2 separate regions of the Homo sapiens genome follow, and region 1 is linked to region 2. Evidence: chromatin loops called from intact Hi-C (ENCODE). Cell type or tissue: heart right ventricle. All regions are shown on one strand. Links, peaks and the distances in the headings refer to the core of each region. The heading gives the core; the rest is flanking DNA. Region 1 has its middle 9.4 kb from the start of LINC01622. Region 2 overlaps FOXF2-DT (FOXF2 divergent transcript).

Evidence for each region. A loop is a pair of places that touch in the nucleus more often than their neighbours do. Peaks named below come from ENCODE experiments on the same cell type or tissue, not always from the same donor. Only the 100,000 strongest peaks of a DNase experiment are listed, where the experiment ranks them.
Region 1: a loop joins it to region 2, with 2.4 times the contacts of the local background. A loop is called at or near these places in 4 of 110 quality-filtered maps.

What each region holds. Positions count from the first base shown.
Region 1 is chr6:1,102,840-1,118,658 of GRCh38, reverse strand. No RefSeq gene overlaps it. Among named protein-coding and RNA genes, the nearest start is that of LINC01622, 9.4 kb to the right of the region's middle. RefSeq lists an enhancer at 13,995-14,570. In heart right ventricle, for the core only: a CTCF peak has its summit at 8,417; no DNase peak of the experiment used is centred there; H3K27me3 peaks cover 1,544 bases.
Region 2 is chr6:1,371,048-1,386,866 of GRCh38, reverse strand. All of the region lies in intron 1 of FOXF2-DT (FOXF2 divergent transcript), which reads left to right. Among named protein-coding and RNA genes, the nearest start is that of FOXF2-DT, 11 kb to the left of the region's middle. RefSeq lists enhancers at 1,538-2,317, 2,318-3,097, 8,293-8,806 and silencers at 4,770-4,819, 4,930-5,029. In heart right ventricle, for the core only: a CTCF peak has its summit at 4,872 (motif pointing right); DNase peaks (open chromatin) are centred at 4,876 and 5,406; H3K4me3 peaks cover 886 bases; H3K27me3 peaks cover 8,000 bases.

The DNA of each region.
Region 1 (15,819 bases), core at 4,828-12,827, 270 kb after region 2:
CACAAGAGGTCAACAACACAATTCTAGATGCGGGAATTTTAGTGGCTGTGAAACTGGGAAGAGAAAGCAGTTGTTCAAGTCTGATGTTATCAAGGGAAAAATTGTGCCCTCCATATCCTCAGAATAAAACAAAAACCTTTCATTATGCTTTTTTTATCTGGATGAATGACAGGGGCAGGTGGGAGGTTTATTTAGTTATCTTTCCTCTACTCAGCTGCAGAGAGAGATGTCAAGAAGGCAAAGGTCACACTGCAGGGTAAGCAGTGTAGAACATCCTGTCCATTCGAAAACCCACTCTGTAACAAAAAAAAAATGCACTTTTGAGTTTCTACTCTGTTGTTTTTTTCATGATTTTATCACTGAAACAGCAAGAGAGTAGAAATCTAAAAATATCTACTTGGACTCAGATATTCAGAAAAGCCAATTGATAGGTTGGTAATAATAGCAGGATTCTGGGATCTCGGAGCAACAGCATGGCCATTCTCTCCACTTCCTTGCTTAGAGGCAGTCGCTCGCTGCCTTCCCTCCCTGCACCCGTTTTGCCTTCTCTCCTGGCTTGGACGTAGCCCCTCACTCTATGTAGTGCCATGTCCTTGGATTGGAAAAGGGTAGTGGCCCAATGTTCCAACAGAGATGCACCAGGTTCCAAAGTGGGGAAATGACTATTTCATACTCTCATTTAAAATTCCAGTTCTATTAATAATTGATTATTGTAACAATTACAATTGTTACAGTTTCTATAATCAACATTTCTTATTTTGTTTGTAGAAAATGACAAAATGATTTAAAGTGCTCTTTTGGAAAAAGTTGATAGACTCATATTTTATTGACAATTGGACCACTCAAACTTCCTCATCCTACTAGGTCTCTTTCCAGAGACAGAATGAACTTCTAGCTGTATGTGAACTTTGTTCACTTTGGTATCGCAAACTTTGATAGATTCAACAAGATAAGGTATACCAGGAGAAAAAAAGTAGGCTGAACATAAGATTGAAAGACAGAAGACACAGGTTCAAATCTATTAGCCATGTGACCATGGCAAGTTAAATATGAAATGTATACTACCTCTCTTATGGACTGTGAAAGAATCAAAGCTGATCATATGTCAAGAATGAAATAACCCACAAATGCTATGTGATATTAATTACTCCTATTGCTGGGGCTTAGCCTTTCCCCTGCCTGCTATTCCATGCATCTGTAGGGCAGTCATTTCCAAGAATTGAAAGTGGGCCTCTTAGTTAGGAAAAGCTTTGTCTCCATCTCACCACTTTGCTCTTTTTTTTTTTAAGCTACACTATTTGGTCTGTTTTGCAATTAACATTAAGAGCATATGAGATTTTTACATTTCCCAAATGTGGATTATTTTCTAAAAAGGTTGTGCAGCATGATTCTAAGATAGAGTTCTTCATATGGCTTTATGATCTGTGAAGTCACTCAAAATTGCTTGTAAAAATGTGTGCTTGGATGTAAATTTTTCTGGAGAGAGGAGGTCTTAGTCCTTTTTCTCTTGCTATAACTGAACACCTGAGACTGGGTAATTAATTTTAAAAAAGAATTTATATCTTACAGTTCTGGAGGCTGGAAAGTCCAAGGTCAAGAAGCTGCATCTGGTGAGGGTCTTCTTGTGGTGGGGACTCACTGCACCATCCCTAGGTGGCACAGGGCATTACCTCATAGGGGGCTGAGCATGCCAGCTCCGGTCTCTCTTTTTTCTCTTTTAAACCACTAACGCCTCACCCTCATGATCTTATCTAATCCTGATTACCTCCCAAAAGTCTCACCTCTCAAATACCAGATATAGTTGGATTTTTACCCACTTAATATCACTACAATGGGGATTCAGTTTTAACATGAGATTCCAAGGGGACTAATACTCAAGTTTTGAGGTTCAGCTGAGTACTCTAGCAATGACTAGAGTTCACACATTGCTCTTTGTATGAGTCTGAGCTCATTGGTTGAATTCCTTCATATAAGTGAGGGCTGGCATTACATACTATAAATCATTTGGATGATGGACTAACATATTCACACTCTTTTATCAAATGTGGAAAGATTCTGACTATGGAATGTCTGACTTTCATGTGTCACTTCTACAAATGGTGGCCAGACTCAGGACGCTTTCCTCTCTGCACACTATTGCCTCTTGGTATTGTCTTCATCTTTACTTTCTCCTTCCTCCTTGTTGGTACAGACACCACACTGATGCCCAGCACCTTCCTCTCCCAGCCCCCGCCTGGGACTTGGCACCCTGATTGGTCCAAGCAGCAGCCCATGACTAGACTGTGGTCCAGGCTGGCGAGTCCAGGATGAGAGCATACTTGTCTCCAAACCAGCATCTCCTAATGAAAAGAAGCAGCAGCTTAAAATCATCTGATCAAGGGCTGATCCTTCATGTTCCCAGGCTCTGGGTGAAGCAGGGAGATGCTCATTTGTGCCTCTGTGCAATACTGGGGATCTCTGGACTCCATGAATAGAGTGGCTGCCATCATAATGGAGAGATTTGTCTTTTCATGGGTTTGGACCACAATGACTCAAAACCACTCTGTTTGACAGAAAGACATTCTTCTTTTTAAAGTTGAGCTTGCGACATGGCTAAGCAACGTAATATCTTTTGATGTTGATGTTTTAGTTTAAATTTAGTTGGGTTTCAGCCAAAACATAAACTAAGAGATATTGGAAAAGACCTTGGTTTGAAGGACCTACCCTCCTCTTCACTGGACTAGATCTGATGCTACCCATTGGTATGGGAGGAGAGGTTAAACCTAGAGAGTTCACTTCCTACGTGGCTGGGGCCTAGGACTAGTTAACATTTGCATCTCAGCTGTGGGGCATTGATGGGGTGTGGCAGGAAAAAGATTCAAGGAGGGAGACATATTTCCACAAGAAAAGATGTTCTTCTCCATCCCTTTTGGGAAAGATATGATATTTCCGATGGGGATACAGAGAAGGAGATGCTTGGGGTGATGGGGCCAACCTGCAAATAGGATAGCTAGGTTAAAAGTCCAGGGATCCCACTTCTGAAGGGTGGATATCTTGTGAGACACAAGGAAAAGTCCAAATTCACTAGAAATATGCCACTTTGCCAACTAGAGACTTCCTTTTGAAATCGGCCTATTCCAAGAGTAAAGAAATTTACATACACTATACCAATACTGGGAGAACAAAAGAACTGGATGACCTCAAGGGCGGGGCTAATTCTAGTACCTCTCCTCCAGCAGATGAGAGGCATCAAATATTTAAGGAACTATGCCTTAGAGTTCTAAGCCACGACAGGTAGTCACCACAGGGCCAACCACACTGAAAGAGGGGAATTAGAAAATGACTCTTGATGCTGGGGGAACTTGTTAGAGAGACAGTGAAGCCATCACTTCTCACAGCCCTAGGCAGCTCTTTTTGCTCCCAGGGATAAAAGGGATTCATCTAAGTTATCTATAAATCCCTTTCTGATATACCTGCCTCGCTCCCTCAGAGAACTCACCTTGTGAGCTGTGGTTGGGATTGCACACAGGATGTCTGCCCAGCAGGAATATTACCGTTTTTACTCCATACCAGGAACTGTAGGGGTGGGAACAAGGAAGAAGACACTGGTGGAGGTGGGAAAGGAAGGACATTACTGCAGCTGGGGGCAAGAGAGGAAGAAAAAGGAAGGAACATGTCACCGACTTTCACGCCAGGAGGAAATCTCCTGAGTTTAAACAGCTCTTTTCCATTACTTTGAGGCCTATGAAAGATGAAAGTCCTGGTCGGATTGGGTCTTGGTGTCTGGCCACATCACTTTACTCTGAGTCAGAAAAGACTTTCTGAAAAAGTACACCAGAGATGTCCAGAGACAGAGAGGAAAAGAAGCCCCCTGCACCCAGCTCAAGGTTAGGGTTAGGGTTAGGGTTAGTGTTAGGGTTAGGGTGTAGGAAGCGTAAACGGTTGCTGGTTGCTGGAGGCAAACCAACAGCCTTGTTCATTCAGTGATAGAGTAGAAGTAGCTTTTTAAACAAAAAAGTAGAGTAAGAGAGTGATCAGAGACTCTCAAAACACTCTCAGAAAGACAGTGTTCAGGAGGGTGGCAGGAAAACGCGATTCAGCTGTTCATAGGGTTGGGAGGAGCCAGGTGAAAGGGAGAGTTTGGGAAAGGAGAAAGGGGTGCTGGTGGACCAGAGGGAGAACTTCTCAAGGGGCCTTCTTCCTGGGCTGTGATGGAAAGCCCTACTAGACACATAAAAATCACAAGAACTCGCCCTGAGTGATATATATAAATACACTCGCTAATTATTACTGGAAGAGAGCATGACTAATGCAGGAGCAGATGTTTTAAAAAATAAAAGGTCACAAACATTTTCAGACTATTAAAGCATTTATTTATGTAGTAAATTTGCATCTGGATTTTGTTGTTCCTGCTTTGATCTCTTTCTCTCACACACGCAGCGAGAGGCTGGTGTTGGAAAGGTAGAATACCCAGGCACCATAGCTGTGATAGAAACAGTCAGAATGGGGCAAAGTCTCCTGAATATGCTTGTTGTTTCAAATCAGAGGAGAACGGAAATCCCCAGGATTATAAATCACTCAAAACCATCAAATGACATTGGTTATCTACACAATAACTTCAAATAAATGCCTTTTCCCCAGAACGGGGCCAAGTTGCAATGATTAATCTTAAGTTACTCTTGGGCTATTAAATAACAATCTCAAGATCTTTTTTGAAAAGCAAATGTCTTTTTCATATAAGCGAGAACCTGTAGTATTTGTTCTTCTGTGTCTGCCCTATTTCACTTAGCATAATGTCTTCTAGGATCATTGGTGTTGTCACAAATGGCAGATTCTTCTTCTTTTTTTAAAACTAGATAATATTCCATTATATTTAAATACTACATTTTCTTTATCCATTCATCCATCAAAAGACATGATTCCATATCTTGGCTGTTGTGAATAACGCTGCGATAAACACAGGAGAGAAGGTATCTCTTCAACATGCTGATTTCAATTCCTTTGCATATATACCCAGTAGTGGGATTGCTGGGTCACATGGCAGTTCTATTTTTAATTTTTTGAGGAAACTCCATGCTGTTTTCCATAATGCTTGTACCATTTTCCATTCCTACCAACAGTGTACAAGAGTTCCAATTTCTCCACATCTTCGCCAACATTTTTTTACTTATATATATGTATCTATGTGTATATATATATATACACACACACCTATATATACGCACCCACATAAACACACGCACACATATGAAATAGTCACTCTAAGGGATGTGAAATAAATTTCATCATGGTTCTGAGTTCTGATTTGTATTTCCCTGATGATGAGTGTGATATCAACTGTTTCATATACATGCTGGCCATTTGTATGTCTTCTTTGGAGAAATGCGTATTCCATTTCTTTGCCCGGTTTTCAATCTGGTTATTTTGTTTTTCTGCTATTGAGTTGTAAAAGTTCCTCAGATACTATGAATATTAATCTTCTATCAAATATATGATTTTCAAATATCTTCTCCCATTCTGTAGGTTGCATTTTCCTTTCGTTGGTTGTTTCCTTTGCTGTACAGAGCCTTTATAGTTTGATGAAATCCAATTTGCCTATCTTTGCTTTTGTTGCCTGTGCTTTCGTGGTCATACTTAGAAAATTATTGCCAAGGCCAAAGTCAGGAAGCTTTTTCTCTGTCTTTTTTTTTTTTTTTTTCCTAAGAGTCTTAGTGTCAGGTATAACTCATAGAAGCAGACAGTAGAATCATGGTAACCAGGTGCTGGGGACAGGAGGAGAGGGGGAGGTATTGGTCAAAAGGTTCAAAGTGTCAGTTCTGCAGGATGAGTAAGTGCTGGAGATCTAGGGTACAGCATGGCGCCTATAGTAACAATCCTGCCTTATATACTTAACTACTTCCCAAGAGTGTAGATGCCAAGTATTCTTATCAAAATCAGTGAATAGGGCAAGAGGAAGCTTGTGGAGGTGATGGATATATTTACGGCATTTACTGCAGTGATGGCTTCATGGCTGCATGTGTATCTCCAAACTCATCAAATTGCGCACATTAAATATGTCCAACTCTGTGTTTGTCAATTATGCCTCAATTAAGTATTTTGTAAGCTAGTAGCAAATTTACATACTTTCAATGGTGGAGCCAATTTAGAAAGCAGTTTGGCAGTTTCTTAAAATGTTAAACATAGATTTACCATATGACCCAGCAATTCCACTCTTAAGTATCTATCTACACAAGAGAAATGAAAATATGTGACACATATGTCTACACAAAGACCTGTACACAAAGGTGCATAGCAATATTATTTGTAATAACGAAAGCATGGAAACAACCCAAATGTCCATCAACCAGCAACTGGATCAACAAAATATGCTATATCTACACAATGGAAGAATGCTCAGCCACAGAAAGGAATGAAGTGCTGTTGGGTGCCGTGGCTCACGCCTGTAATCCCAGCACTTTGGGAGGCTGAGGTGGGAGGATCGCTTGAACTCAGGAGTTCGAGCCCAGCCTGCGCAACACAGCAAGACCTTGTCTCTACTAAAAATAAACAAATAATTAATGATCATAATAAGAATAAATCAGCCAGGCATGGTGGCACTTGTCTGTAGTCCCAGCTACTTGAGAGAATGAGGTAGAAGGATGGCTTGAGGTTGGGAGATTGAGGCCACAGTGAGCTATGATGGCACCACTGCACTCCAGCCTAGGCAACAAAGTGAGATTCTGTCTCAAAAAAAAAAAAAAAATAGTTAACATATATGATGCTAAGTGAAAGAAACCAGCTTCAAAATACCACATATTGCACGATTCCACGTTATGTAATTTCCAGAAAAGGCAAATATGTACAGAAGAAAGTAGATGGGTGGTGGTGGTTGTGCTCGGAGTGGGAGTGGGCAGTGTCTGCTCATGGCAGGAGGCTTCTTTTGGGGTGATGGAAATGTTGTGAAATGAGCTTGTGATGCTGGTGCACAACTCTAAAAACTTACTGCAAATGAGCCAGTTGTATATTTAAAAGGAAATTCTGTGGTATATGAATTATACCTCAACGAAATTATACACACACACACACACACACACACACACACACGAACTTCCCCATTCCAAACCATGTCACCAACCTACGTTTTCCTCTTTTCCTCCTGGCTTGCGTTTGTTCTGCAGAGCCTGCTTAGTAAGGAGCGTCCTGGGTTCTGTTCATGCAGACACGTTCAGACATCTTTGATTCTGGAGAAATTCCCTCAAGTCACACTTTTCTAGATAATATCACAGGTGCCACATGACCAGTTTGGCTTATTTTAAAATGCATTTCAGAAGCATTAAGACCAAAAAACACTCTGCAGAAGAGCCTCGGCTAGCAAGCTCCTCCCAGTCGCCTTTTGGAATTTGCCTTTTTGTGAAACACCAACGTGTCTGTAGGTGTGGCAGTAATGGAATGTGAGGAGCACAACTGAACAAGTCACCAAACGTCAATGAACCAGCTCACTGCTGCTTCTGGAGAACAGCCCGTGACATTTTCCAAGGTAAAAACATTGGGTTTAACTGGCAGGCTGTAAAGAAGACGCAGCGTGTGAAGGAGCCTGAGGCTGTTCAGTGAGAACGAGGGGGTTCCATGTGCGCCGACGAGGATGGAGAGCCTCATTAGGTCACCACACAGAGTGCTGGGAAACAGCTCAAAACACATGACAATGGCACAGACACATACATGGTGTCTGTGCGTGTGGGTGTGTGTTTACACAGGGCATGCCAAGCTGCCCGCAGTAATTTTTTGTGAGGGAGGGGAATGAAATTGGTTGAGGAAGGGGCAGGGCAGCGTCTTTTGTTTATTTAGCATGGACATTTCTGGATTGACTTTTAAAAATGAGCATGTATGAATGTGGTAAATAAAAGAACAGAGAGCAGGTGTGATGGAGGGCTGACCAAGTTGTCTGGTTGCGTCCTGCACTCTTTAACGCCTTAAGAAATGGTACAGATGTAGGTCCCAGTACGAGGGTGGAGAACATCACCTAGGTCTGCCCAAGTACTTAGCACCACATTTTTTTTAGACACTTTGTCAGCCAGGCTGGAGTGCAGTGGCATGATCATGGCTCACTACAACCTGAAACTCCTGGGCTCAAACGACCCTCCCACTTCAGCCTCCCAAGTAGCTGGAACTACAGGCATGCACCACCATGCCTGGCCAAGTTTAAATTTAAAAAAAATTTTTTTGTAGTGACAAGATCTCACTATGTTGCCCAGGCTGGTCTTGAACTCCTGGCCTCAAGTGATCCTCCCACCTTGGCCTCCTAAAGTGCTGGGATTTTAGTTGTTAGCCACCGTGCCTGGCCAGCGCCACACTCTGGTACACCAGCCACACAGTAATGAGCCTGGTCTGTGCAGCTGCTCATTGGACATTGGAGGTTAATCAGGACCCATCTGGCTAATGAAACACTTCATTGCACTTGCTGCCCCCTGGCTTATGAACATTTTCCATCATAGCTAAGACTGGATTAATACAATGTGAAACAAGGTGACAGTTTATCCTGGAAAGACACGCAATATTAAAAATCCACATGATGGGCTGAGCCTGCCTGATTGCTTTAAAAGGTGGATTTATTTCTTTTATCCCGAAAGGAGTTGTGCCCACAAGCACTAGTGCCAGCCCTTCCATCTGTAACTTCTCCTTCTCTTTTAGAAAACTATAGTAGTTTTAAGATGGTTTTGCCCCAGGCGAAAACCTCTTCATCAACACTGTATTCACCACATGACTTTTCTGTGGTATATACATCAAGAGAAAACTACCGGATGGCTTCTTCTGTTTGTCTGTGTTCCAGAGTCTAATGCGGCTGAAGGTGGCACATCTCAGCTCCTGGTGGATATGAAATATTTTCCATCCTGGAAGGTCTGATTGGCTTGGAACAGAGCTAAGTAGGCTACGGTTCCTGAAGCCAAATCCAGCTCCAGCCTGTTTTTGTATGGCCTGTGAGCTAAGCATGGTTTTTACATTCTTAAATATTGAAAAGAAAATCAAAAGAAGAATAAATATTTTATGACATGTGAAAATGATATGAAATTCCAGTTTCAATGTCCACAGATGAAGTTTTATGGGAACACAGCCACACTCGTTCTTTGTGTATTCGTGCCCCAAGAACAGAATTCAGCATTTGTGATTCAGACCATATGACCTGCAGAGTCTAAGTATTTGTTGTCTGGACCTTTCCAGTAAAAGTTTGTTCACCTTGGCCTGGTGGAGTAATATTGGCATCAAGGTCTTTGGTAGTGCTCACTTGGCAGGAGTCCAAATTGAAGTTCTCCTTGAAGATTCCTGTAAATGGTGATTGGTAGAGGGAGTCACCCTCTAGCCATCTGGGAGGCACAGGTGACTTGTCCTGAGATGAGCTGAGTGGCCCACCTGGGGCATTCAGAGTGGGAGCCCTAGGCAAGCTAGTTAGATGAAGACTGCCATCCTTAGAGCACGGCACCACACTGCGTGTCCTCATTTCTGAGATACTGTTCATGGTAACACACACCATTGATTTAGTAACAGCTTTTCTAGGAATAAAAGACACATTGCTTGCATAATGCGTATTAATTTTGAAAATGCTAATGAGAAAATATGTTATGATTTTTAATGTGATTGCTTCCCCACCCCCACCTGACTCCCAAGTGAGCTTCCTGGGGGCTAGGACTGCACCCTTATTTGTTTTTGCAACCCAGGATTTCCCCCACAGAGCTCCAAGATGTCAGGAAACTTTGCAGAACAAAGTTTTGCAATCATTGGTGGGTTGTGGCATCAATTTAGCGAATACACTGCTGGCATTTAAGAAATAAAATAGGAAAGACGGACTAGACAGATTAGAACAGAAAGATCAGAGTAGACTAGAACACAAAACAAAAAAACAGAAAATGCACATCCCATAGCATAAGGTTCATCTACGATGCCCTTGTTTCCGTTACATATGTGAGTGATGGGAGGTCATGTCAACGTATTTCTCACCGTGGATCATAGTAAAACAAGTGTGCAAGTCCCTGCTTTGGTGCATGTATTTGAGCTGCGCTTGGTCACGAGATGAGATTGCACAAATTGGCATGTGTCACAGAAGCATAGAGCAGTGGGTGTCAGGTCAGGTGTGGCCTTCGGGTCCCCACCAGGCTGGTGAGGATGGCCAGCCCACCAGCAAATGCTTTCCCAGAGCACCTCCCAAGGCTCTATGCTGAGCTGAGTGTGATGAAGGTCACAAATCTCTAGGTGACATGATTCCTGTCCTCGGGGAGCTGATGGTCTATCAAAATCACAAAATCACACCCCAAAGCAGGAAGGAACACAGTGAGATTTGGGGATAGATGTTGAAGGTGTTGGGTGCAGAGGAGGCGGAGACCCTGACAGCTCTGCTGTGCCACAGCTGTGTTGCTCAGCCAGATCCAGACGCCTGATCTCCAGGGTGTTCACCAGCCACGTGGCATCCTCCCAGTTTCCTGAGGCAAAGATGCCGACCAAAGCGCCGTGTCAGTTCACACATGGAACACGGTCATCTCCAGGTAGGTAGACTGGACCACACAGTGCCATTGGCCTCTTTCTCTAGAGAGGGAGGCTCGAAGGTGGGGAACACAAACAGGCTGTGGACTGCCTTGGCCCCACAAGAGTCTCAGGCCCCAGGCCCTAGAACTTCAACAGGAGAGGCGAGTTGAAGAAAACCACCCCAAAGGAAAGGAGGAGCAGAGCAAATATCTCCCTGAGCTGCCAGGACCCATCTAAGCAGCCTGCTGGATTGAAGCAGGAGACGGCAATGTGAGGAATGGGGAGGAGGGCAAGCTGTGCACGAGATGCCACCCCACAATGAAACACCAAGGGACTGCCAGCATTGTGCTCCGGTAAATGCCCTTCATCCTGATCCAGCCACCAGGTGAGAAGGAGGGAGCCCTCACCTCCAACCCACCTCCCAATTCATTAGGGTTTCCCACAACTGGCAACATGGCTGGAAATCCTGCTGAGGAAGATGAGATGGGGCCTGTGCTGGCCCATGGGACATACTGGGAGCAGAGGATGCAGGTGTCTACAGGATGGTTAGCAGGCGAGTGTGGCAGAGTCAGCAAGGTTCAGCACACTGAACCTTGCATCAAGTGGAGAATGGGAGGAGGAAATTGAGATTCGGGGTGAAGAACAGGCCAATCAGAAAGGATGCAGGAACGAGCACAGGATGCTTATTCTTCTGGGCTCCTCTAAAATGAGAAGCCTTCCTTGTCATCCATCCCCATCCCCCAGCAGCCTAGGGGATGGGCGGTGGCTCCCTCTTCTCCAATGCTGCCCCCTCTGCAGGTATCTGCGTGTTTACTTTCCTTTGCTATCATTACTGACTTCTGAAGGGGAAGGATCAGGTCTCCCCTACTCTCATGTGCCCAGAGCCTCTGGGCCACAGCCCCTGGTGCAGAGAAGCAGCACTGAGAGCAATTTTGATGAATAAATGAATGAATGAGGAAACGTGGCGGGTAATTATTCAGTCATTGCTACTGTCTGAATGTTTGTGTCTCTTCAAAATTCATAAGTTGAAATTCTCACTTCCAGGGCGATGGTATTAGGAGATGGGACCTTCAGGAGGTGAGGAGGTCATAGGGGTGGAGCCCTCATGGATGGGATTAGTGCCCTCATAAAAGAGCCCTAGAGAGACCCCTGGCCCCTCCTGCCACACGAGGACGCCACTAGAAGCTGCCATCTATGAAGCAGGGAACCTCACCAGACACCATATCTGCAGATACCTTGATCTTGGACTTCCCAGGCTCTAGAGTTGCAGGACAGTGAACAATACATTTCTGTTGTTTATAAGCCACAAATGCTTATAAACAACAGCCCAAACAGACTAGGAAAATCATCTTCCGAAGGTATGAATGGTGAGCTTCAAAACATCCCCTTAGGGTTGAGAAGGGAAATTAGCTTAATCTGAACCTTGGGCATCTGGTGCAGCTACAGCAGAGAATTTCCTGTTTCAAGTGATTTCAAAGGTGAACAAGTTCCTAAGAAACGTAAGATTACCTAAGTCCGATCACAGAGGCCCATGGAAGCACGGTGGTCTAAGTACGATTACTACAGAAGAGATCTGCCAACAAATGACTTAGAAAAGAACCTCAGGATATCTGTCGGCTCAAAGACATTAGGATTTTAGGCAAACTAAGAGTTTGAATCTTATGCTGGTTGCTTTCATCCAAATCCAAATTTTTGGCATTGTGTTTTAGGGACTGTATCTTCTTCACGTCTGTGTTCTTAGAACCACTTAGCAGAGGGTCCTGGCCGTTATAGGTGCTCTAGGCATACATTTGTTTAAATCCACCTGGTTTAGTTTCATTCCATTTTATGGCAATTAAATACAGGTCTGAGTTTTGTTTGTTAAAATGATTAGGTTTTTTTTTCAAGTGTGATTAATTGGTATGAGTCAGCAGCTATTTAAACTCTTACTAAACAGATACATAAGAAACGAGGGATACTGTTTTCTTCCACAAAAATGTTCCAAAAAAAATGTTCCAGCTGAACATTTATTTCAGCTGGAATTTCAGTGACTTGAATGCAGAATGAATCCCGTGGCTCACTTCCTAGACTATTTGCCAAAGAAGATGTTGCCCTGGCCATGATCAAGATGACACAAACGGTGGCCTTTTGCAGGGAGAACCGCCGTGGAGGCCTGTGTCTGTGGCACTGGTAGCTTCTCTCTGCAGGCAAAGACCCCATGGCTTAGTTCTTCATCAGAGTGAGAATTCATCTTCCACCTTGAGTGGAACAGAATGTCAAGGAGTGCATGAAACCCTAGGTTTGAATTGATGAACCACAGGTCTCAATTTTCCCTTTTCCAAAGATAACGATGACTTCAAAGAACCAAAGACTACGATGACAATGTATTGCAGGATTTTGCATTTCAGAAAGCATGCCTACACAATTACCTTGTTTGCCTCATGCCTTCTTTGCTGGCATGGGCTGGGCAACTATTACTATTAAGAGATGAAAATATGGAAGGTCAGAGAGGTTAAGAGAACAATTCAAGGTCAGGCAACCAGGGATTGAGCCCCTGGAGCCAATGATTTCACACGGAACTCCTCTCTGTGCAGCATTCTTTGCCAGCCATCCTTCCCTTCTGCTAATGGACTAGGGCTAAGACCATCACGATCTAGGTGTGAGGTCATTGGCAGAAGATGCAGGCAAGGACAGGTCTGTGTAGAGAGATTTCCCAATGTTGGAGGCTTTCCTCGCCTTGCTGTTTCTGTTCTGAAGGACGTTCTGGAGGCTTTGATGCAGTGTGAATGAGGCCTTGTTCACAGTTTATTTTCATTTGTAGATGTGTAATCACCTAAAGTAGTTATGTTATGGCTACCTCAGGAACGCAGGTTGTAGTATCTGAGCTTGTGCATGTTCCCACAGGCAGTCCCAGTGGTCATAAGTCCCAATGCCACATGGAGTTTGTTTATACCCAAATATACAGTAATTTCAGTTCACTGGAATCCACACCCCCACCTGCTAGAGGCACCTCTCCGGAAGGTGTCCAGACAAAACCAAAGGGCTTGTCGTCTGCTTTCCTGCTGTTTCTAGAATATACTCAGCTCTCAATTAACATAAACCTCATTTGGTTTAGAAAACATCCATTTGGTTTAGAAGTCAGTGTTGTTTTCAAATTGCATCTCTAGCAAACGATTTTTTTTTTAGGTCTAATAAGCACTGAATAGATTGTATTAGGTTAAAAGCAATTGATTCCCAATAAATAAATTCTGCCAAGTTATGCTCGGGAGTGTGAAGCAACAGTGTTTATTGGTTCTTATCTACGATCATCAAAACCTGTTCCTCTCCTCTCCTTCCCTCTTTCCCTGCCTTCCTTTTTCTTTCCTTCTGTCCTCATACTTGACTTCACCTACTTGCTATTATGAGGAAAATATTAATTCCCTTTCTAATGTCTATATTCTAGCATGTCGCCTCATTAAATTCCCCTGGGTGTGCCCTTTTACAATTAGTGCTACCAAGTAAATAAACTTCAAAGGGACGTGTGTACACACACAGACACATGCACTCAGAGACACACACGTTCATTTGCATGCCAAGAAGAGCCCCCATTAAAGTCTATTAGCCCCCAAATGAGGAAATTCAGAGCTCTGAGCTCTGCACTGATTTTATCTCATGGTGTGGAGAGAGTTTACAAATAACTCTTAAGGTAAAATGCCATTTTTTTCCCCTGTATGTAAAGTTAATATTAATGTTGTGTAGAAGGAATGCGGCTCTATTTCTTTTTGAGTGGCATTTTCTCATTGTCACTCTCCAACCCTATTCTTAGAGACCCTTAGGTGGTATTGTGTGTATTCTTTTGTAGAATAATGAAATGTTTATATTACACAGTCCCATTGTAAGATCAATCCACCCCTGCTGGGGGATTCATAAACATCATCTGCAGGTGGTCCTGGTGTGTCATCCCCCAGAAGAGGAGCTTTCATTTCAGGAAACAACCTTGCTGAGGTCCCACACAGCCCAGGACACCAGACCCAGTGCTGCAGCCCACGGCTTCCCGAAGCCCAAACAGTAACTGATGGTGTTGTCACCAATCTTGGCTCTGAAACTAGCATGTTTTAAATTCCTGCTTCTCCAAGCCTCCTGGGCATGTGCTCTGTAGCCAAAAAGAGCTGGTAATTACACGTGGCTTCTGAGGAACGAGGGTCCAGGCGCTTATCTGGGAAGGGAGATTGGTCCAGACCTTCAGCCTCTGGGCCCCATTCCTCTTCTCATTCTTCAGCGTAGCAACTTGTTCTTAAAGCAGAGGCTGATTTCTGTCTGCATCTCTCAAGCGGCACCTTTGTTTAGCCACTAAGTTTTCTCAAACTGGAAATCCATATGACGAAGTATAATTTTATGGTCTCCTATCATATTTGGTTTTTCTAGAAACATTCAAGAGCTTGTTCCTTCTCACTTAGACAATATTACTGTCATCAAGGTGTGTCTTCTCCTAGTTCCAGAACCACTTCCTGAATTTAAAATGCTCTTCTGGACATTTTTTTTTTTTCCAGATAATGGCAAAGAAAATTGGTCCAAAGAAAGTGGAAAATTGTCAGAGGGCAGTCACCACAATTTTTTTTTCTTCTGTTTTCACATCTGTTCAATCAATATCAGCTCCTGGCCTCAAGGCAGTGTGACCTAGAGGCAAGAGCCCTAGGAAGCTGGGGATCAGAGGACAGCATCTCATGCTGCCTTTAACCAGGGGCACCGTCTCACAGCAAACCCTTAACCTCTCTGGGTCAGGGAGCTCCTTTTTCAACAAAACAGGTTGGTCTAGATGGGTTCTCCTGTGCTTTCCAACTCTCTACTTTCTATTATTCTGAACTTCATGCCTCATTGTATCTGTGCGCCTCTGGTAGAGTTGGCATAAACCCAAGCATATGTTATTGGCTTAGAGAAAGAAAACATTTCTGGGTCTGTGAAATCATAGGCTTTGCTTGACGAAGCTTCGAGGTGTGCGGGCTCTCTTAGTGCAGCGCAACAAGCCATCAGCCGGCAGAAAGCTATTTCTGTAGCGGAGTGTTAAAAGACTGGTATTCTTCAGTGAAGAATAATCTGCTGAGGGCAATGTGTTTTTATTCCCTCTGGGATTTATCTGTCAACGGGCAGATGGGAGAAGAAGCAATAAACTATGAGCTTGCATATGTCAAGGCTTTGATTCTAGGGGGTGACTTCCAGGCCCTGCTTGAGTAGGAGACATTGTCAGGGAAGAAAATTTTGGACTCTCACTGTTACTTCCTGATCTCAGAACACAAAGCCTAGTTTTTGCTGAGTCTTTGAGGAAACTCCATGAGCACTCGGCTTCTCTCTCGTGTTTTCTGAAACCAGAAGTAGAGAGAAAGAGGCAGCTGA
Region 2 (15,819 bases), core at 314-8,313:
CTGGTTAAATTATGAGGGATTTTTTTAAAAGGCTCCTTTCTCCATCCAAGCAACAGCAGTATCCATTTTACCTAAACTCTAAACTTGCAAGAAATCCCACTTAGAGTGTGGTGAGTGTTATGAGGGCCGGCCAGGTCGTGGGAAGGCAGTGGACATTGGAGAGCAGTTAGGGCCAGGAGGCGGTCAGCTGACTGGAAGCCTTCCCTCTCTGTAGGGGTCTGCATACTGCCCCTGTAGACCCTGAACTCCAGAAAGATAAGCAGCTTGGGGGCCTTCTTAAGTTATATCAGCAGGAAGGCTCCTCTCCAAAACTCTTTCTTGGATACCCCACTTCTGCTTCTGGAAACTATTCTCATGGCATAGACCACCACCACGTCTACAGTGACTAAACCCTGCATCTGTTTGTTACAGACCTCGCAGGTACCATCTTGTCACCCACCAAGTGGCCCAGGTATCATCATCCTCCTTTTGAGGTGAGGAAACTAAGGCTCAGAGACTGGGTGACTGGCTACAAGTCACGCTGGGGCAAGTGACAAAGCTGGCCAGCAGCCTGGGCCTGGAACTCCAAAGTCAGTGTTCCTTCCACTGCATTACAGCAAAGCCTCTCTGAGCTTTGTTTTAATCACTGATATATACAAATCTCTTGAGTAAGAATGTATGTGATAGCAAATTATGTCAATTTCTGTATCCCTGGGAGGAATACCTTAATTTCTGGTTAGCAGACAGGGTTTAAAAGGAAAGCTGTGTTTGTCTCTGAAACAGAGCCTTGCTTAGGATGGCTCCCCCACCCCCCTACTGGGGTTCCTTCTTATGGGGGTGAGCTCTTCACTCACTTTCACTCCCTATAAATAACATGAATCTTGACATTTTTTTTCTTACGGGAAGGGAAGGTATGGTTCATATAAATGAGTCTAGATCAGCCCAGGCAGTCCTTGGTTAACCAAAACTATGCAGCCTCCGCCGCGATGGGTCCTCTCTCCATCCCGCTTTGGTTGACTGTCCCGTCTGGGCTGCGGGTTCCTTTCCCCTCCAACCCTTTAGGTCCCACCCCTGCCCCAGCGCAAGGGAATGTAAACTTCAACAAGCTTGGGTTTCTCCGATTTTGTTCTGTAATCGGCGTTTTATTCTAGGAAATCTCCTCATTATTGCGGTTTAAATTCTGTGTTCTTAGCATGCTTCCTCTGCTTCGTGGGTTTCACATGAAATGGCTTAGACTAAACCAGTCACCGACAGGAGAGACGCATCCGCACCGCACTGTTTGCGGCCATCTAAGACGCACCCCTCCCTGCCTTCCGCCTGGGCCCGGGAGGAGGGAAGCCTCTTCCCAATTCAAAATGAGACTGACCCCTGTTTTCGCTCTGTATTTAGGCGCAAAGTTAAGTCGTGTAGAGGATTCTCGAACTCCTGCGAGGCCTTTCTAAATGTGGACGGCGAGAACTCAGTGCTGGGGCCTGGGGGTGTCAGCGTGATTGAGGAAATGCTGGAAGAGCACCAGCCTGCACGCTGCAGAGGCCTCTTTAGAAACTTCACATAACAGCAGAAGATGCGGACGGGAACAGCAATAGGAGGACGCGCGGAGGCGGGGGTTGGAGAGAGCAAGGTGGCCGGGAGTGGGAATTTCACACCTCTCCTGGAGTCTGCTCTCCTTCCTAGGTCCAGAAACCCCCAGACCTCCGGGCCTGAACACCAGCCACCCAGTTCCCAGTGTTTATTTGGATAGAGTCTTCCGCTCTCCAAAGGCTTGTGTCCCGGTCAGGGCTCTTTTTATAGCCACCTTCATGAGAGATCTCCCAGTAGCCCCAGATCTCCTGGCCTGGGCGGTGGGCACGACTCGATGACCCACTGGCCAGGTCTGAGGGTGCTTGAAGGGGGAAAAAGGGGTCCAATCTACGAGACCCTCAAGCGAAGACCGGCCTCACCCCATTTCCGCACTTCCCAAATTGCCGGGCGCGGGTCCCCTCGGTTGCGAGACCAAAACCTTGGGATGATCCCAGGAGCCAGCCCAGCGGCCTGCAGGCCCCGATCCCAGTGCGCAGGCCGCGGTACCAGGCGGAGCACCTCTTCGACTTCGCCTACAGCCCGCTGCGTTTAGGGGTGGCGAGTTGCGGGGTTGCGGGGAGTGAGTGGAGAGCAGAGGCGGCCCGCTTTGTCCAAAAGGCAGAGAGAAGGGGCTTAGGTTGGAACAGAGTCGGTCTGCGTCTCCCAACGGGGGAAGAAGGGGGGGCACCCAGCGGCTAAAGAAAATAAGTCAGGAAGCCTGTACCGCAAGTATTCCTGGAAGCAAGTGTGGGTGCCGGTGGCCCTCAGCATGTTAACTTTTCGCCCACTGATGCTGCTGGAAGGGACGTCCCCATGCTTTAGGTCGCAGGACAGAGCTTGCAGATGCCTTGGAAACCGGTAGGAGCCAAGCTGCGTCCTGGGAGACCCCCGAGCTCTGCACACCTTCCCTCCGCCCTCCCGGCTGTGGCAACGCTCGGGGGTCGTTTAGGGGTCCGCGTGCCTTTTGCTCCGCGGCCCCCGGCCTCGGATCCCCTCCTCCCGCCCGCCTTCCCAGGCTGGGGAGAAAGATGGCTAGGCCGCGCACACACGCTGGGCAGGGTTGGAGGGGCCGCGGGGCCCACCCAGGAGGCGCCCGCGGGGCCTGAAGAGGTCACTCCGGGCACTGCACGCGGGAGGGTGCGCGCCGAGGGCTACGGAAGACACCAGCCAAAGGCGCCCGGAGGTCGCCAGGCCGCGCCTGCGATGCCCTCCAACCGAGACCAGAGGCTGGCCGGCTGCGGCCGCGCGGGGAAGCGCCCTGGAGGTCCCAACCCAGCCCGGGCAGGGCTTTCTTCTCCCGTCTGGCTGGTCTCCTCCCCGCTGCCCTCCCTTCCCCCAAATAAATAAATATTTCCGAGGGCGGCGAACTCGGCGGGGCGCCGGGTCCTGAGCGCCTGGGCGATAGATGAACTTCCTGGCGCATCAAAACTCCCCTCTCGTCCTCCCCGCCGAGCTCAGGATATGGGGCGCGCTCGCTTCTCTTCAGAAAAGGAAACGTAGCTCTTCCAAAAATATAAATCAGCTCTGACGTCCAAATATTTCTTTTGTCCTCCAGCATCCTCTGTGGGGATAAATAAAACGTGCTCGGCGCCCAGAGGCCGACTAGGGACCTCAGGGCGCCCCGACGCCGCCTCCGAGAAGCTGCTTTGGGGAGCCCCCCAACCCCACCCCTCCCCGCAGCCTGGCCAAAGGCCCCGGGCCCCGGATGCGGCCTGACCTTCGGGCGGGCTGCGGCGGCGGGAGGGAGGGACACAAGCCCTCCGCGGAACCCCGGCGGCCTGCGAAGGCGAAAGGCGCCCGAGGCCGACCCAGTCGGGGAGGGGAGCTCGTTCGCGATGGGCCAAGAGAGGCCGGGGAAGCTCCGGGCGCGCCCTAGATGAGTTTGGGCCCCCAGGCTGCCTCTCCAGGCCGAGCTGTGCCAGGGAACCTACGCCCCCTCCCCTTCATTTCCGTCGGAGTTTCTGACCCCAGGGCAGCCTCCTCCTCGTGGGGACCCAGAGTAGTTCAAGTTTGGAGCACGGAGGGCCCCGACTGCGTCTTTTCCCAGCCGAGGCTGAGGCCGAGGCTGCTGCTCCTCCAGAAGCCAGTCGGCTTTGCGGCCTCAGAGGACACCACTGGCCTGGGGCGTGGCCCTCGAGGCTCTCCGCCCGTCAGACCTGGGGTCGGCTTGAGCCAGGTGACCCTTTCCAGCACCCCTGCCTCCCAACTCCCGCCTCCACCTTGGGGGAGGTGGACAGGTTTTCTGTAGCGGCTTGGAAATCTATGCCAAGGTAAACCACATGCACGAGGGTGGTTGAGATGCAGGGTTCTACAGGGGCTGAAGGGAGATCCTCCTAGGGGAGCACGGTGGCTGGAGGCGTGTCCGCACCTCCACTCCCCTTCCTGCTCCCCTGACTCCAAGGCGCTGAGAGCCCACGGGCCTTTCTGCTGCCCTCCTTTCCCAAGAAATCGCCCCATGGCACCCACGCGGCCAGTCTGCAAGGCTTTGGGGGTCAAACGGCCCAGGCAAGGAGAAATCTCCATCTGCTCAGGGGGAGCTCATCCTCCCCTCACGCCCTGTGCCCCACACCGAGGACTGTGTTCCAGGCCTGGGGCCTCGGGGCTGCGCGGCGGGGGCTGGTCTCCAGCCGCCCCTTCTCTCCAGGGGGGTCTTTATTGATGAGCTGCCTCGAAAACCCCCACCCAGAACGTCCCAGAAGGGTTTAGACAATCCATCACCCACCACTTCAAGGATGCTTCCTCCCTTTCAAACACAATCCTCGCACACCAGACGGGCTGCGGTGGGGAGGGGCGCGCACTTGAAAAGAGAACAGCTACATAATCAACGTCAAAGCCGTCCCGCAACCTTTCGGAAACAGGGACTTGGGCCAAAAATCCCTCAGGATGATTTACGGGGGCCCCCTCGCCCTCTCCGCCTGCCTCCACGTGACTCTGGCCCGCGCCCGCACGGCAGCCGCACACCCTGCCCCGTGCCAGGCAGCCCCGGGCCCCTCCGCGGGGAGTTCGTGTTTTAGGAGAAAGTGCTTTTTTCTCTTGGGGCCCGGGGGAAAAGGGGTCTCGGCCTGGCCAGAGAGTGCTTTGGTGGCTTGGTCGCGGTATCCTCGTGGGTGAACTGCGAAGGCCGGGCCTGGCCTCTTGGAGTCGTCCCACGCAAGTCACCTTCCCTCCCGCCAGAGCCCCGGGATTGCGCGGTGCGGGCTGCGCCTCCCTCTCCCCTCCGCGCTGCGCCTCCCTCTCCCCTCCGCGCTGCGCCTCCCTCTCCCCTCCGCGCTGCGCCTCCCTCTCCCCTCCGCGCGGGAGCGGGAAGAAGCCGCAGTTCCTCCGGCTTCCGCGGGGTGGCGCCAGGCTCTCGGGAATCGCGGCCCGCGGGGCTGCCCGGCGCGGCCGTCACCTGCTCGCGGCTCCCGGCGCCCCGCGACCCGTGGCCCCGCAACCCCTGCAGCCGAGGCCGGCCGGTGTGTGACCCGCAGGCGGGCAGGCTTCTGCAGCATCGCCTGTCTCGCGCTCGGCTGGCCCGCTTAGGGCACGTCCCGCGTTCCCGCCCTACCCTACCCGGACCCGCAAGAAGAGGGGGCAGCCGAGTCGCGCGTGGGCACCTCTCCGCGGGACGCAAGCGTCTTTAGGCTTTGCTGAAGAAACGATCATTCAGTTCCGTTATTTGGTTCTCTGAAGCAAGGGACGGGGGCTCTGTGTCTTCATTTGTAAGTTGTCCCGGAGCTCCTGGAGGTGCCCTGCGGTTTGGTGGAAAACAAGCAAATCAACAAATCATCCCACCCGCCCGCCCTTGGAGAAGCTGGATTCGGCCGACTCTGCGCGGCGTCAGCATTCTGTCCCTGAGGAAGTACCTCGTCTTTCGGTGGCTACAGGGACAGAAAGACAGCGATTTTTAAAAATTGTGATTTTTCATTTCTTTTAGCTTCTTAAGAACACCCTTGCAGCTGTCTAAACTCGTCCTGGTAGAAGTCTGCAAGACAGGAAGGAGCTTGAGGGGTCGTTGTGGGGCCGGCTTGATACAAAGGGGAGGCACCAGGTGGATCGGGGCGTCTCAGCCGGGGCTGCAGGATCTTTTTATATTTGTTATTACGAAAAAAGTTTCATAGTATACCAACGTGGAGCGAGTATACGCTCTCATACGCCCATCACCTACATGTAACAGTTACCAAGGTTTTGCCACACTTGCTTCATTCATCTTTCTGTTTTCATTTCTTGCTGAAATATTTTAGAGGAAATCTAGACATCATGTTTTAAAAGCGCACTTTGTAACTCCTCTCCACATCTCCGGTTCTAGCTCTCATACCTAAGATTACATTTTGGCATATGCACGCACACCTTCCCATGAGGAATTTCAAAATAGGGCTGAGACATTGTTGTGGATGTGTATTTTACAAACAGAACTCTCCATTTCCCCAGGTGACTTACAGCTCTGAGTTTCTTGGCTTTCTTCTGGCTGCTGGATCTCCAGAAAGGCTGGCAAATGTTCCCTCCCCCACTCTCACTGCAGGCCGGGTACACGCAGTGGCTGTAAACGGTGAAAAGGAGTGCTGTTTCCTTCAGTCACCAGAGTTAATCCCAGGATGCCTTCCATATATGCCCGACAACATAATGTATCACAAGAGCACGTGTCCTTTGAAAATATCTGCAGGTATGCATTGTCCATGTGCACCGTACAACAGTTTCCAAATCATTTTTTTCCTGACAGTGGCTAGCTGTGGAAGAATTTTTCATATCATCTGAAAGTGCCTGAGGGAGAATTTCAGACTAGGCTGGAGAGGTGAAGGAGTCATGGGGAGTGGACCACGGAGCATGGGAGATAAGTTTGGCTTTATATCCAGCCCCCTGCCCCGAGGACTCCGTACACATATTTCACAAATAGTTGTTTATTGATTTATTTGTTGTTTTTGCCCCCCAACAATCCATGTTGTGCTCTTAGCATTTCCCTCACCCCCAACGCCACCCTGCACAGATGAGTGGCGATGCGGTGGTCACATTGCCCTCGTTTACAGTCTGAGAAGTGCACCTGCTCCTGATTACCTTAAGTCACTTAATAATGTTTCTGGGCTTGTTTCTGTTTTATGGTAAAATGGGGATCAGGAAAACAAAAGTAAGAAAAAATGATGCCCCCTCCCACAGTTATTATAAAGGTGAAATAACGGTTATAAAAAGGTATTAACATTCTGACATACACACATTTATAGTTATTTTTGGTTCAATCCAATAAAAACACTTTAGTTTTAAGGCACCCTCTAAGTTTCACGGTACTTGGGATCTCTCATTCCCTGGGTAATCTCTCATAGGCGGATTTGGGTTTGTCTTTAATGAGGAAAATATGGGTCCATTGTCTACAAGTGTGAGCCTGCCTATGAGGACCGGGGTCCCTGGTCTCCGGGTGTTTTCGGGCTGTGGGTTGGTTCTCTAGGGCTCCACTGCAAAGAGGGAGCTCTGGGAGAGGGAGAAGGAGAGGGGATGTTTCCCTTGGTTGGACCTCGAGGTTGGTTCCTCCAGGTATATCAGATTCCTTTGCAGCACTGGGGGTCCAGCCACAGACAGCCGGTCTGCATTCGAGGAGTCTTCTGCCCCCGAAATCCCATCCGGCAGAACGTGAAAGTGCAGTGGAAAGAAAACTCGACTGCGCAGCTCGCAAGGGCGCCTCGCGGGTTCCTAGCGGACGTGGCCGACCGCAAAGCCGCCACCGCGTTTGCTTATTTCAGGCGGGACTTTCTTTCTCTCCATCCTATGTTCCCTTTGCAAAAGATGCAGGCTCTGGGCCGCCCTGTGGGAGGCGGCGGGACAGCGGAGGACCCTCACCTTCCACGCGCGCCACAGCGTGGCAGGAGCCCGGCGGCCGGCGACTGTCTTCCCCCCGAGTACGCCAGGACACCAGGGGGCCCGGCACCCCTACTCTACCCTGTAGGCTCGCAGCCTGGCTCTGAAAGTGGAACCTGCAGTATGAAATACTAAGCACGTCAACGCTTTTCCCAGTTCATTTTTTTTTTTCTGTGCTTTCCACCCTCCCTCCTGCTCCAGAATACCCTGCACTTACCACCTACGTGATCTGGAACAAGTTACTTTGTTTCTGCACCTCGGTTTTTTGACTTCTACGATTGGGATCATTATAATGCCTAACAGTGTTGCTGGGAGGATTAAACGAATTAATACAAGCCAAGCTCTTAGAACCGCGTGCGGCACGTGGGAAGCGCTCTATAAACGTCGGCCCTGAAACTGACGGTGCAGAGTCCTCTGAACTCGGTCCCGCGTGGGCCGGCGCGCCCCTACGGCTTTCCCCGGGGTGGTTTCGGCCGTGGCCCGCAGAGCTTGGGGAGAATTGGGTCCCTGCGCCTGTCCCAGCCCCAACCAAACTCCTGTGCTTTCAGGATTTGGTTAAGAATTGAGTTAGGCACGGAGCAGGGAGAAAGTACGAAAAGTCGGGGCAGGACCCCGGAGCCGCCGGCTTAAGCCGGGAGCGCGGCGGAGCGAAGCAGGTGCACGCGGGCTGGAGCGCGTGGCTGCCGCGGCGCCGGCCGCAGCCGGGGTCCTGAGTGCTGTCGCCTGTCTAGTTCTCCAAGAGGGGCCTGGTGGGCGGTGTCGGACTCAGCGCTGCTTCTCCAGGCCCCGGCCGCGCCACCCCCGCCGGCTCCATGCCCCGAATTGCTGGGGGTGCGGAGTGCTTTCTGCAGCTGGGCGCAGTGGCGACCCCGGTGTGGGAGAACGCCTTCCGCGAGGGGTGGCACCGAGGGCGGCGTCTAGAAGCTGCAGGTGGAAAGCAGGGAGGCAATTTCTGTTTTAGCGTCTTCTCTTCCATGTCCGACCCTTAGCCAGGTTCTTCCCCGGGTGGGACTTGTCTCCAAATTTTGCTTGGAAAAAGCAGGCGGTAAACGGTCGCGTTTCGGCGGTCGTCTTTTGCTTCGAGGCCGGCGCGGGCCTCTCCAGGACTCGCGAGGCGGCACAGGGCAGGGAAGGGCAGGCTGACCTCACCGTGGGCGAGACCGGCCCCGGCAGCGGCGGCCGCCGGGCGCGAGGCGCGAAACCTCAGGCAGCGCAGCCGCCGCCGGGCACCGCGGGCTTGGACGGCCTTCAGAAAGGGGTCCGGACGCGGCCGCTCCGCCGAGCGAGGAGGGCGGAGAGGGAGGGGAAGTGACCTCTTGAACCTCATCAAACGCAAATGTTATAAGAAGCTTGTTAAGGAAAGAAAAGCGGAAGGGCAGGGAAATGGAGAAACGTGGAGTCCACCTGAGGCTTGAATGGCCTTTTTAGAGTTCCAGGCCCCTGGGATTTGCAGACTTCTCTGCGGTAGACCGACTATTGGTGATGGACTTTGCATTTTCCCGCAGGAGGGTGAAGCTGCCGGCCGACTTCCTCCAATATGCATATTTTACATATATAAACACCTTTGCAGTTTTATAGCCATTTAAATAAACCATTCACATAAACTCTTAACTCTTAAAACGATCCGCACAAAATAGCTTTTATCTCAGATCATTTTCACTCTTCTTTTAATTACTGGCTTTTGTAGCTTGGGTTTTACCTCCAGGCTGGTGGCCAAAGTGTTTTTACGTCCAACTAGGCCGTCTCTTCTACGGTACCTTAGTACCGCAGTAACTTTCCCTATCAACATGGACACAGACTAGAGTCAACCTTTAATTTTCTCAGTTGGATGGGTAATCTATTTTTGGGAGAAGCAAATGTCCCCTTCGTTTGGTCCTTGTTGGTTCTTCGTTAGCGAGGGAGAATGCCGGTGGGGCCTTCAGCAGCAGCATCCTAACAGTGTTGCAGCGGTGACTAGTTTTTGGCTTTAAAAAAGACAGACCCGTCGGGCGCGGTGGCTCACGCCTGTAATCCCGGCACTTTGGGAGGCCGAGGCGGGCGGATCACGAGGTCAGGGGTTCGAGAGCAGCCTGGCAACACAGTGAAACCCCGTCTCTACTAAAAACACAAAAATTAGCCAGCATGGTGGCGCGCGCCTGTAATCCCAGCTACTCGTGAGGCTGAGGCAGGAGAATCGCTTGAATCCGGGAGGCGGAGGTTGTGGTGATCCGAGATGCCACCACTGCACTCCAGCCTGGGCAACAGAGAGAGACTCCGTCTCGAAAAATAAACAAATAAATAAATATAAATAAAAAAATAAAAAAGACTGACTTGCTTGATGAGCCAGATATTCACCTATTTAGTCTTCAAGTCTCTAGACCTATTATAAAATATGTCAAGCACCTGAGAAGCTGTGAGCGGTTACCATATGTCAGCTTTTCATTCAGCAGAAGGGGAGGGGGGCTCCTAAAGTTTTTTTTCTCCCTTGAAAGGGAAGGCTGTTTGGGGACCCGAAAATATAAACAAAACCTCCAGAAACCCATGTTTTGGAACAAAATGGGTGTGGAAAGCTAAGCAGGCCAGTTGGGCAGACAGGATTTGGGGATGGAGGCTGAGGGAGGCAGGGGACTCTGTAGAACCTGTGGGTAGCCGTGCCTGTCTGAGTGAGGGGACAGAATGACAGTCTGTGCTGGTGGCAGAGAAAGGGACAAGCGAAAGAGGCAAGGAGTGGCAGATTCTCTTTAGGAGAATTTTCCATCTGGAAAGAAGGTTTATGCATCCATCACCCATCTCTGGTAAGATGCTTGGTGTAGGTGGAAGGGCGTATGTTGGCATTGGCCTGAGGGAATCTGCCTTACTGAGCTCGGCTAAAAAGGAATTTAATAAACTTCTTTTGTTTTGTGGTTTCTACCTATGGAAAACTTTTCTGCAGTTGGAGGGCTCTCAGAAGAGATCCAAGACAGGAAACCTTTCCATTTGTAAATCAGTTACAAAAAATATGCAGTTGAGTTAAGCATTTTATGGCAATAGGAATTTAATAAAAAGGGAAAGAATATAGCTGTATAGAGTAGGTAAGCATGACTGGAGAATAAATTTATTCTTTTTGTTTGTTTCATTTTGTTTTTATTTGCTAACACCAGAATGTGTAATTTCATAGCAATGGAAAAATAATAAGCAATTTTGGGTGTCTCAAATTCATTATAATGTATTCCTGAACCCTTTCTAACTAGGATATTATTTTGAGGCCAAAACTGATTGATGTCTAGACTTTGGATGTCTCTACAAAGTGAGAATTGGAGCTGGCAGTGTCATAACACCACTTGAAAACATTTCTTCTGGCCTTTATTATTTGCACTTTTTCTTCAAGTTTTCATTCACTTTTCTAATTTTTTAAAACTCTCCTAGCACAATGACATAGCGCAATTCACTTTTATACCTTGAGTTAAAAGTGGAATTTCAATTGATGAAAATAGAGGAAATAAGGTTACTCAAATAATGCCAAGGAGTTCATATGCATCATTCAAGTTACCTTCAAGACTGCCATTTAAATGACTTCTTTTTTTTTTTAAGTAAGATTAATATATTTGTCTTTATAGTAACACCTTCAAAAATATGCGATTTTTAATATTTTGGGGATGAAGTGACCCATGAAGGCATAAGTGCCTTGGTCCATGAGAGTCATCATGAAGCCATGATTTATTTTTTGTTTTTCTTTATATAAATATAATCACATTACAAAAGTAGGATTCTTTCCCCATCTTTCCTTAGCCTATTTTTCTTATGTAACAAAATATCATAAATATTAACTAGTTTTTAAAGTTTTAAATATTACTTTGAGAATTTAATTTATTTTTAAAGATTCTAAATTTATTTTTCTTTTTATGTGATAACCTGCACAGCGTTTACTTGCTATTCACTGTTTTTTCTAGAAAACATAAACAACTTGGCAAATCTCCTATTAATCTTTTAAAGAGGAAGAGGTAGAAGTCACCCTTGCTCTTTGGAACTGAGAAAAGTGGAGTCATGGAAGATTGAAAGTCAACCCTAAGGCCAATGCAGTTTGACATTGTCATTAATCATGGGGAATTTGGAAAGAGGGCAGTATGCTGGAAGATAGGATATGAATGTAAATATCTTGCTACATCTGGAGAATTTTGCAGATGTTTGGTTCTTTGGTTTGCCTGACATTTCTTCTTTCTACTGGTGAGAGCATCTTCGTATCCTTAGAGAGAACTCTGTTTCTCCCATTCAGTGTTGTCCTAGTGTAGCCACACTGCTATGACACCCTAGACGTAGAGAGTCATGTGACCTATGCATGTCTATTCTACCTGTCCTCTGGCCACAGTACTTGGCCAAGTCTAGGCACAGGGTCACCCTCTGTCACATAGAGTGTTTCCCTGGGATTGTTAGTAAAGGCAATGAGAGAGAGGCTCACTCTTTTCCCTCTGGGATTATGAGCATTAAGGATACACACTTGGAACTGTGCATGGCCACATCATCACTCCTCTGGTTTCTAGGTGAAGCTCATGTACAATGGAAGACACTGGGGCCAGTGTACAGGAGGGAGCAGAGGACACAGACACGGGGTACTGACAACATTTTTGGAGGCTGGGGCTGACCTAGGCCCAGGAGTTCTCATTTTATCATCCAATTCCTTAGTCCCACAAATATTTTTTAAGCGCCTACTTGGCCAGGCACTGGTCTAAGTGCTGGGGAAACATTCAGAGAAAACAGTCAAGGTCTCCACTTTCAAAGCTTAAATTTGGGGGATTGGATAGACAACAAGCAAATATGCAAAAGCTTTCAGATAGAGAGAAGTGGTATGGGGACGGCAGTACCTAAGCAAGAAAGTCAGTCCATGATCATGGTAAATGAGGGTGATGTGATAGACAAATGGACATTGGGGGTGATCAGGAAAGCCTTCTCTGGGAAGACATTGGTCTGAGACTTGAGAATGGAGAGGAGCTAGCTATGGGAAGGTCAGAGGCAGAGGGAGCAGGACATGCAAAGGCCCTAAGAAATGCCATTGGGACATTCAAAGGACATCAGAGGACCAGAGAGCCTCCCCCATTGCCCTTCTCCACTCTAGATGCTGGTTGTTCAGAAAGAGAGAGTGTTGATACACAGTGACCATGTCTGACTCTTGGGCTCTTCTTTTCCTAGGCAGTCACCCCTGAAATACCCACCATTCTGTTACAGCCACAGTCGCTTGCTATGCTTTCCACAGCACCTGACTGTCTCCATTTCGACATGAGCCACTCAAATTTAAGTGGCACCCATTTGTAGATATGTTGACTTTTTCCGTTTCAGACACAGTCACATTATTGCTAAACTCTGTAGCCCCTGAAATCTGGCCATAGCATTAGTATACATATGCGACAGATTGGAGGAAATTCTTATAAAGTTTGGCAGTATCCAAACCGTGCTAGATAATGCATCCATGTCTGGAATTCAGCATCCTGGGGAAGGACCTGGAACCTTGCGTGATACAGAAGAGAACTGTGACTGATTAAAGGGACAAAGGAGGGCACTTATGATGAAAGCTTACAGGGTTGAGAAGCATTAGGTTTTGAGAAGGCTGAAGAGGGATTTTAGTTGTTGTCTGAGTTGGTGAAAGATTCATACCTCCCAAATCCAAAGTGGCTTGTTGAATTTTTAACCCACAGTGAAAGAGAATGAAGAGTATCAGGTAGGATGCTTTAGGCTGCAAGCAACAGAAATCCTTGCTTATGGAGGCAGGAACGCTAAGTCATCATCTCACGTAGCAGGAAGTCTTGGAGTTGGGCAAGTTTTGGAGTGGGTTGTGTTAGCAGCTCAGTGGTATCACAAAGGACTCAAATTCTTTCTAATTTTCTACTTTGATGGTTATAGAATCCATTTCATCCTAGAACTCATTTATGTTCTGGTTGTAAGATAGTGTCAGTGAAAGTATGTGATTTTGTTGTTTATATCCAAAAGGTTATAAATAGAAAAAAATTATATCCTTTATCAGTGGCATGAAGGTTCTCCTGTCTTTATTTTTTGGGGCCAGTTTAGATCCATGCTTCTCCCTGGACAAGCAACAGTCTCCAGGGAAAAGACACTTATAGATTACCTATGCCAATCATAGGCAAGTGCGGTGGAGCTGACTTGGGCTACTCAGGATGCTCCTGTGAAGGGGGGAATGGGGTTAACCTCCCCTAAATCACACGGTCTTAGGGTCTAACATGTCTCATGGGATTAATAAATGGAATCTGAGTCTTTAGGAAGGAAGGAGCATGCATCCATGCATGTCAAATAGACAGTGGTGGGTTGATATATTAGCATGAGGCATTTAGGGTGGAGATAAGGAAGAGTAATCTAATATAGATGACCTTGAATGTCAGAAAAACTCAGCATAAGAGGATGTGAAATCTCTTTCTTTAAGATGTTAGGATCCTATTTGTCTGAAATTATACGTCTGAAGTCTGATCCTGTCTGAACATGAGGGCCCAGTGGGGTAGGAGTAAAGGAGATTGCCTCCTAAAATTGCCATTAGAATTCCCTGTGGTGCTGGTTATACACAGATTCTAGAGCCTTACCTAAGAGATTGAGATGCAGTAGTTTTGGGTGAGGTCTAGGGCACTCTATTTTTAAACAGTGATTCATATGAGGCTGATGTAGCCTGTCAGCTGAACTCAATTTGGAAACCAGTGGTAATGAATACAGACTAGGCATATTTTTTTGAGCACATAAGAAATGCTCAAAAAAGTTGACCATGTACTAGGCTACAAAGGAATCTCAATAAATTCCAAAGAATTAACATGATATGAACTACCTTTACTCATCACAGTGCAATAAATTTAGATGCTTATTACAAGGACATAAAAATAACAGCCTAAAAACACATTTGGGAGCACTCCTCCTCCATCAAAAAGCCCCCAAATTATGAAATAACAATTGAGTTAACAAGCTTATCACAAGGGAAATTAAGAGCTGCTGACACAGAAAACACATCATGTCAAAGTGCAGCTAAAGCCTTACTTCAAGGGAAATTTATAGCTTTGAAACCAATGATCAGAAATTAAGAAAAATTGATGACAAAGAAGCTAATATTAAATTCAGAAGGTAGAACAAAGACAGCAGAACAAACCCAAAGAAACAATGTGTTAATCTGAGTTCCTACTTAAAAGCAACAGAGCCCATACTGGCTAGATTCAGCAGAAAATTTACTTATTAAAGGACAAAGATGCTCTGATTCTTTAGGAGGACCATAGAGTCAGTTTTCAAGTCTGCATCACCAGGAATAACACCAAACTTGACCACAAAACAGCTGCAGAAATATCCCTCTATAGTCATTGCCACCACCAAGCACCATGAACACTGGCTGTCAGTGCCAGGGCCCCTAAGCTCACCCTGGCCAGCATGGAGATTCCACATGCCAGGGATGGTGCCTGCCTCCTCATGCTGCTTTCTTTCGAGCAGATGTCTCACATGGATGGGTCTGATTGGCAGAGTCTAGGTTGCATGTGTGAATTCTAATTGCAGGAGGTTGGGAAGGTGAGTTTCTGGGTTCCACTTTGGGAGACAGAACTCTTTATGTAGAAAATTCCCAAGACAGTGGGGAGGTGGTAGGGGTGCGTGGCTAATGTCTTCTGCATTCAAGAAGGAAGGATGTAATAAAGATAAGGACAGAAATAAATGACATGGATAACCTCCCTCTGTATTATTGAGATAATTATTTACAAAACCAAAAGATTTTTTGAAAAGAATCCTTAGATACACCTCTGTGAGACTTAACAAAAGTGTGTTATTACACACATGCACACACAGGAAATTGACAGAGGATTTATAATTTATAACTAGGAATTCTTTACTCAGAATTCAAAGTGCTGGTATAGAGACAGTGACTGGGCAAATCTGCCGTAGATGCCTGCCCTTGGCTGTTCTGGGGAGAAGAAAGGCTCTGCCGCCCTGGTTTCTGGGTGGGCCGGCACTGCCTTCCTACGACTGCACACAATAGGAAGTACCTCGGTGGGGTCATCAACAAGTAGCAAGTATCCAGTACCTGGAGTGTGAGTTATGTCATTGATTTATGTGCTTTCCAATATGTCATTACTATAAAAAAGCTTCGATAAACATCTTTGTCATCTTTTTGTTTCTTAGACATGAAATTACTGGATCAACAGATGTGAATGATTTTAAGGCTTTTGATTAAACTGTCAAATTTCTTTCTCCAACAATGGTAACAATTTCCAGCCTCGCTAGCCCTGATATGAGAGGACCCAACTCCCTGCATCCTTTCCGGCTTTGATTATTTCATAACAGAGGTAGTATCTCATTGTTGTTTTAGTTTAAATTTTTAAGAATGCCCAAGGATAAGCAATCATCTATATATAATCTAAGCTAATATTCACAACATTTTATAAGGTAGATATCATAATCTCCATCTCACAAATGAAAAAATTGAAGGTTAAAAAAGATGAAACTACCTTCTCTCAGTCCTTTAGTCAGGAGAGG